2 separate regions of the Homo sapiens genome follow, and region 2 is linked to region 1. A link is a contact called in ENCODE Hi-C or POLR2A ChIA-PET data. All regions are on one chromosome and are shown on one strand. The core of a region is the stretch at or near the end of the contact, and the rest is flanking DNA. Distances in the headings are between cores, read along the strand shown.

The links. A loop is a pair of places that touch in the nucleus more often than their neighbours do. ChIA-PET counts read pairs that join two places held with the same protein, here RNA polymerase II (POLR2A). Pooled maps may share reads with other maps.
Region 2: a pooled map shows a loop between it and region 1 (3-fold over the local background). The contact joins two enhancer-like sites. A Hi-C loop is called at or near these places in 2 of 50 pooled maps. POLR2A ChIA-PET finds 5 or more read pairs at or near these places in 4 of 52 experiments (HEK293, OCI-LY7, WTC11 and 1 more).

What each region holds. Positions count from the first base shown.
Region 1 is chr18:12,774,568-12,777,267 of GRCh38, reverse strand. No RefSeq gene overlaps it. Among named protein-coding and RNA genes, the nearest start is that of LINC01882, 26 kb to the right of the region's middle. Within about 2 kb of position 1,352, at least 4 of the 41 ENCODE cell types and tissues checked have a DNase peak (open chromatin) inside an H3K27ac peak, as active enhancers do.
Region 2 is chr18:12,909,838-12,912,537 of GRCh38, reverse strand. It overlaps the pseudogene STK25P1. Among named protein-coding and RNA genes, the nearest start is that of PTPN2, 27 kb to the right of the region's middle. RefSeq lists a silencer at 1,307-1,506. Within about 2 kb of position 1,357, at least 3 of the 41 ENCODE cell types and tissues checked have a DNase peak (open chromatin) inside an H3K27ac peak, as active enhancers do.

The DNA of each region.
Region 1 (2,700 bases), core at 103-2,602:
GCCGGCTCCCTCAGCTTGCGAGGAGGTGTGGAGAGAGGCATGGGCGGGAACCTGGGCTGCGTGCGGCGCTTGCGGGCCAGCTAGAGTTCCGGGTGGGCATGGGCTTGGCGGGCCCCACACTCGGAGCGGCCGGCCGGGCCGCCGGCCCCGGGCAGTGAGGGGCTTAGCACCCGGGCCAGCAGCTGCGGAGGGTGCGCCGGGTCCCCCAGCAGTGCCTGCCCACCGGCGCTGCGCTCGATTTCTCTCCAGGCCTTAGCTGCCTCCCCGCCGGGCAGAGCTCAGGACCTGCAGCCTGCTATGCCTGAGCCTCCCCCCACCCCCCTGCCGCCATGGGCTCCTGCGTAGCCCGAGCCTCCCAGACGAGCGCCGCCCCCTGCTCCACGGCGCCCGATCCCATCGACCGCCCAAAGGCTGAGGAGTGCGGGCGCAGTGCGCGGGACTGGCAGGCAGCTCCACCAGCGGCCCTGATGCGGGATCCACTGGGTAAAGCCAGCTGGGCTCCTGAGTCTAGTGGGGACTTGGAGAACATTTATGTCTAGCTAAGGGATTGTAAATACACCAATCGGCACTCTGTATCTAGCTCAAGGTTTGTAAACTCACCAATCAGCACCCTGTGTCTAGTTCAGAGTTTATGGATGCACCAATCAGCGCTCTGTGTCTAGCTAATCTGGTGGGGACTTGGAGAATCTGTCTAGCTAAGGGATTGCGAATACACCAATTGGCGCTCTGTATCTAGCTCAAGGTTTGTGGATGCACCAATCAGCACTCTGTGTCTAGATCAAGGTTTGTAAGTGCACCAATCAGCGCTCTGTGTCTAGCTGATCTGGTGGGGACCTGGAGAACCTTTATGTCTAGCGAAGGGATTGCGAATACACCAATCGCCACCCTGTATCTAGCTCAAGGTTTGTAAATGCACCAATCAGCACTCTGTATCTAGCTAATCCAGTGGGGATGTGGAGAACTTTTGTGTTTAGCTCAGGGATTGTAAACACACCAATCAGCACCCTGCCAAAACGGGCCAATCAGTTCTCTGTAAAACAGACCAATCGGCTCTCTGTAAAATGGACCAATCAGCAGGATGTGGGTGGGGCCAGATAAGTGAATAAAAGCAGGCTGCCCAAGCTCGCAGTGGCAACCCACTCAGATTCCGTTTCATAGTGTGGAGGTTTTGTTCTTTCACTCTGCAGTAAATCTTACTGCTGCTCAGTGTTTGGGTCTGTGCTACCTTTATGAGCTGTAACACTCACGGTGGAAGCCTGCAGTCTCACTCCTGAGGCCAGGGAGACCACGAACCCACCAGGAGGAATGAACAACTCCGGAGGCGCAGACTTAAGAGCTGTAACACTCACCGCGAAGGTCTGTAGTTTCACTTTTGAACCAGCGAGACCATGAACCCGCCAGAAAGAAAAAACTGCCAACACAGCCGGACATCAGAAGGAACAAACTGGGGACACGCTGCCTTTAAGAAACATAACAGGCACCGTGAGGGTCCACGGCTTCATTCTTGAAGTTAGTGAGACCAAGAACCCACCTAATCCCGGGCACAAAACCACCTCAATCTCCCAAAGACCGAAAGCCCTGGTGTCGCTGGGACCAGAGGTGAGACGTGGAACACGTGGGGAAGATGAGAAGGCGCTGGAGAAGGAGGGTGGTGGTCGCAGATGGGAATGTGGTGGAGCCAATGAGCTGTGCGGGTAAAAATGGTTGATAGAAATTGATGTATATTTTACCACAATTGTGTGTGTGTGTGTTTGTGTGAGAGTTCTGTTTATCTGCACAATAGGATTGTACTCGTAGTTTGCAGTGTTGTTGAGAGAAAGAAATAGGATCTTAAAGTGCTTATCACAGCATCTAGCGCCTTTTAAATACTGAAGAATAGTAATACGATTAGCAGCCGAAGAATGTGCTATTTATATTAAAATAAAAAATACATCAGGCCATCCCTCAGCGAGGCAGCCAAAGTTAGCACCTACGCAATGAGCCATGCTGGTGGTGTGTGCTTTTGCATGGGTGTGAAAAGCTATGCTCTCAGCAGACCCAAAACCCCATCTAATCACGAGAAAAACAGCAGACACATGCCAGCTGAGAGGATAGCGGGCCAGGCCTCCTCAAAACTGATGGGCTCATCAGCAACAAGGAAAGTGTGAGGAACTCTTAGCTTGGGAGGAGCCTGCGGAGAGTAACTACAACCACCACCGGCAACGGGGCATCCTGGGCCGGCTCCCAGACCAGAAAATGACATCAGGTAAAAACTAAAGGAAGCTGAATAAATGGTGGGCTTTAGTTATAACAGTGGATCAGCATGAGTTCATTAATTGTGACAAATTTGCCATTCTAATGTAAGATGTTAAGAGGAGAAACCGGGTGTGGGGCATATAGGAACTCTGTGTTAGCTTGGCAATTGTTCTATAAATCTACAACGAATCTAAAATGTAACAATTATTGGAAAGGAGGACTGAAAAGATTCAAGAGAAAGTGATAATATTGAAGACAGGGGAAGAAACTGACATACAGATAATAGGAGTCCCTGAAGAAGAAATCCAAAGTGAATAGAACAGTGAAATTTGTAAATCAAGAAAAGTTTCCTGAAATAAAATTTGAAACTACATACTGAGAAACTATATATACATTTATATTTTTTAAGACGGGGGGGGGGTCTCGCTCTCTTGCCCAGGCTGGAGTGCAGTGGCGCCTTCCAAG
Region 2 (2,700 bases), core at 108-2,607, 140 kb before region 1:
GAGGGGTCGGGCTCCGCTGCCTGGTGTGGCTGCAGTGGGGCCAGGAGGGGAGGGGAGATGGTCGCAGGGACCCGCATCCCCGCGTGCAGGACGGCACAGCGCAGGGGTGGGAGGAGACGTGGCCTGTAGGCCCAACGCACACGAGGCACCTTCCAAGTCAGCACCACTGTTAACAGAGCTCAGACTCTCTCTGTCCCCGGCTCTGCGGGCCCACGTCGAGGGGATTCTGCCGTGTGCAGCACCGGCTCGTGGAGCTCCAAGGCGGGTCTTGCGGCCGCCGCTCTGCCTGCGCTTCTCTCTGCGCTCCCGGAAGGCGCGCCGCCCAGCGTGGACGAACACGGGGCCTCTCGACGGGCTCCGCGGGCTTCTGCGAGCCGTGCAGGGCCGTCCTCCAGTACAGCTTGCTGCGTGGACTCGGCCGGACTGTAGAGGGACGCCGGGTTGCGGGGAGGCCTGATCCGCGTCCTCTGCCGCGCTGGCGATGTCGGGATCCTAGGAGCTGGGCTCCTCGCCGTGCCCCTGGGATTTCCAGCGCCGGCAGCGCCCATGAACCCCGGAAGAAAAGGTGTTGGCGGAGCGCGCGGTCGCCTTGCGCTCCCGGAGCTCCTTGACAGTGTCAGGACGCGGGGTCCTCGTCGGGCCAGGCCTGCCAGCTCCTCCAAGGGCTTGCCGCGGTCCTCCAGCTCAGACGGGCTGCTCTTGGGGATCAGGAACTGGGCGCGCATGCGGTGCAGGTCGGAGTGCGAAGGCTCCTCCTTGGCTAGTCCGATGGGCGTGATCCCCAGGGGTCAGAAGCCTGCCTTGAAGTCGTAGGCCGCTGCTGACGACCTCAGACGCCCTCCAGAAGAGGCTGCCAAGAACTGTTCCAGTCGACCTGCGTGTCTGTGGGCTGCCCCGCCACCCCGGGGTCCGCTGGCTTTGCGTCGCCCTGCTCTGAGGGCAGCACGCTGGCAGCTTCGCGTCTCAGGGGTTTCTTGGTGTTGGGAGTGCAGACAACCGAGGCCCTCCGGAACCTCCCCAAGACCGTGGCGGTTAGGTCTCCTCCAGGGGGCCCGAGTTCTGCAAGTCTTGCGCGCTGCCGCCGCTCTGGGCCTCCGGGGGAAACTCACAGAGAGCAGCAAGAGCAGCGGTGACTCGGGGCTGTAGCACAGCTGAGCGCAGGGTTCTCCTGCTGGGCGTCCTCGGCCTCCTCCGGGTCCACTGCCCTAATGACCACCACCTGATTGGTGCGGAGGTCGATGCCCTTGCGCCTCTCCCAGAACCAGCCCTTGCCGATGCAGTGGAGCGTGGTGAAGAGCTAGTCAGGCCCCACTCGCTGCTGGCAAGTCCCGGGGGCGAGCCACGCGGCGCAGGCAGCCTGGGAGGCGGCTAGACGCGGCAGCAGTGCGGCCCGGGCCCGCTTCCGCTCCCGCTCGCGCCCCCGCCCACTCGCTGGGCCCCACCCGGCCTGCCCCAACCTGTAGCCTCCGTTCGCCCGGGGACGCCGGGCCTCCCAGTCTGCTGAGCAGCGCGGGCTATTATGTAGGAATAATATTAATCAATGGAACTATCTGTAGGGTTGTGGATTAAAATGTTAATACTCTTAAAGTACTTAAAACAGTTTCCGACATAGTAAGAGTTCAATTCGTATTCGCTGTTATTATTAAGAAAAATTACGCAGAATTCATATGTGGAGAGTTCTATAAGCACTGCACTATGCACAAATGATTTGAACAAGTGGAAAGGAAGATTCAATACTGTAAAGGCAATTTCCCCCAAATTAATCTATATATTTAAAAGAGTTTCGACCAACAAGATTTTGGTGGACTTTTAAAATTTGCTCTAAAGTACATCTAGATCAATAAAATTTGTATATATTAGCTAGAATTAAAAAATAGTATTGGCCGGGTGTGGTGGCTCACGCCTGTAATCCCAGCACTTTGGGAGGCCAAGGCAGGCGGATCACTTGAGGTCAGGAGTTCGAGACCAACCTGGCCAACATGGCGAAACGCCATCTCTACTAAAAATACAAAAATTAGCCAGGCGTGGTGGCAGGCGCCTGTAATCCCAGTTACTCGGGAGGCTGAGGCAGGAGAATCGCTTGAACCCGGAAGGCGGAGGTTTCAGTGAGCCAAGATGCACCACTGAACCCCAGCCTGGGTGACAGTGGGAGACTCCGTCTCGAGAAAAAAAAAAAACAAAAAAAAAAAAACAGAAGGCACTCGTGTCTGGGACTTTTTCTTTTCTTTCTTTCTTTTTTTTTTTTTTTTTTTGACACGGAGTCTTGCTCTGTTGCCCAGGCTGCTGGAGTGCAGTGGCCGAATCTCGGCTCACTGCAACCTCCGCCTCCCGGATTCAAGCTATTCTCCTGCCTCAGCCTCTAGAGTAACTGGGACTACAGGCGGTGTGCCACCACGCCCGGCTAATATTTTGTATTTTTAGTAGAGATGGGGTTTCACCGTGTTAGCCGGGATGGTCTCGATCTCCTGACCCGTGATCCGCCCGTGACGGCCTCTCGAAGTGCTGGGATTACAGGCGTGAGCCACCGCGCCTGGCTTGATTTATGTTTGATAGAGATGTGAACACAATGATTTATGGCAGTAGATTTACTGAAAATGAACTGGTGCTCTTCATTCTTATAAATACCAGAGTACCTTCTAAGTAAGCCCAGATACTCACTCATCCCCACGCAGTACTGCAATATAACGTGAATAAGAGTGT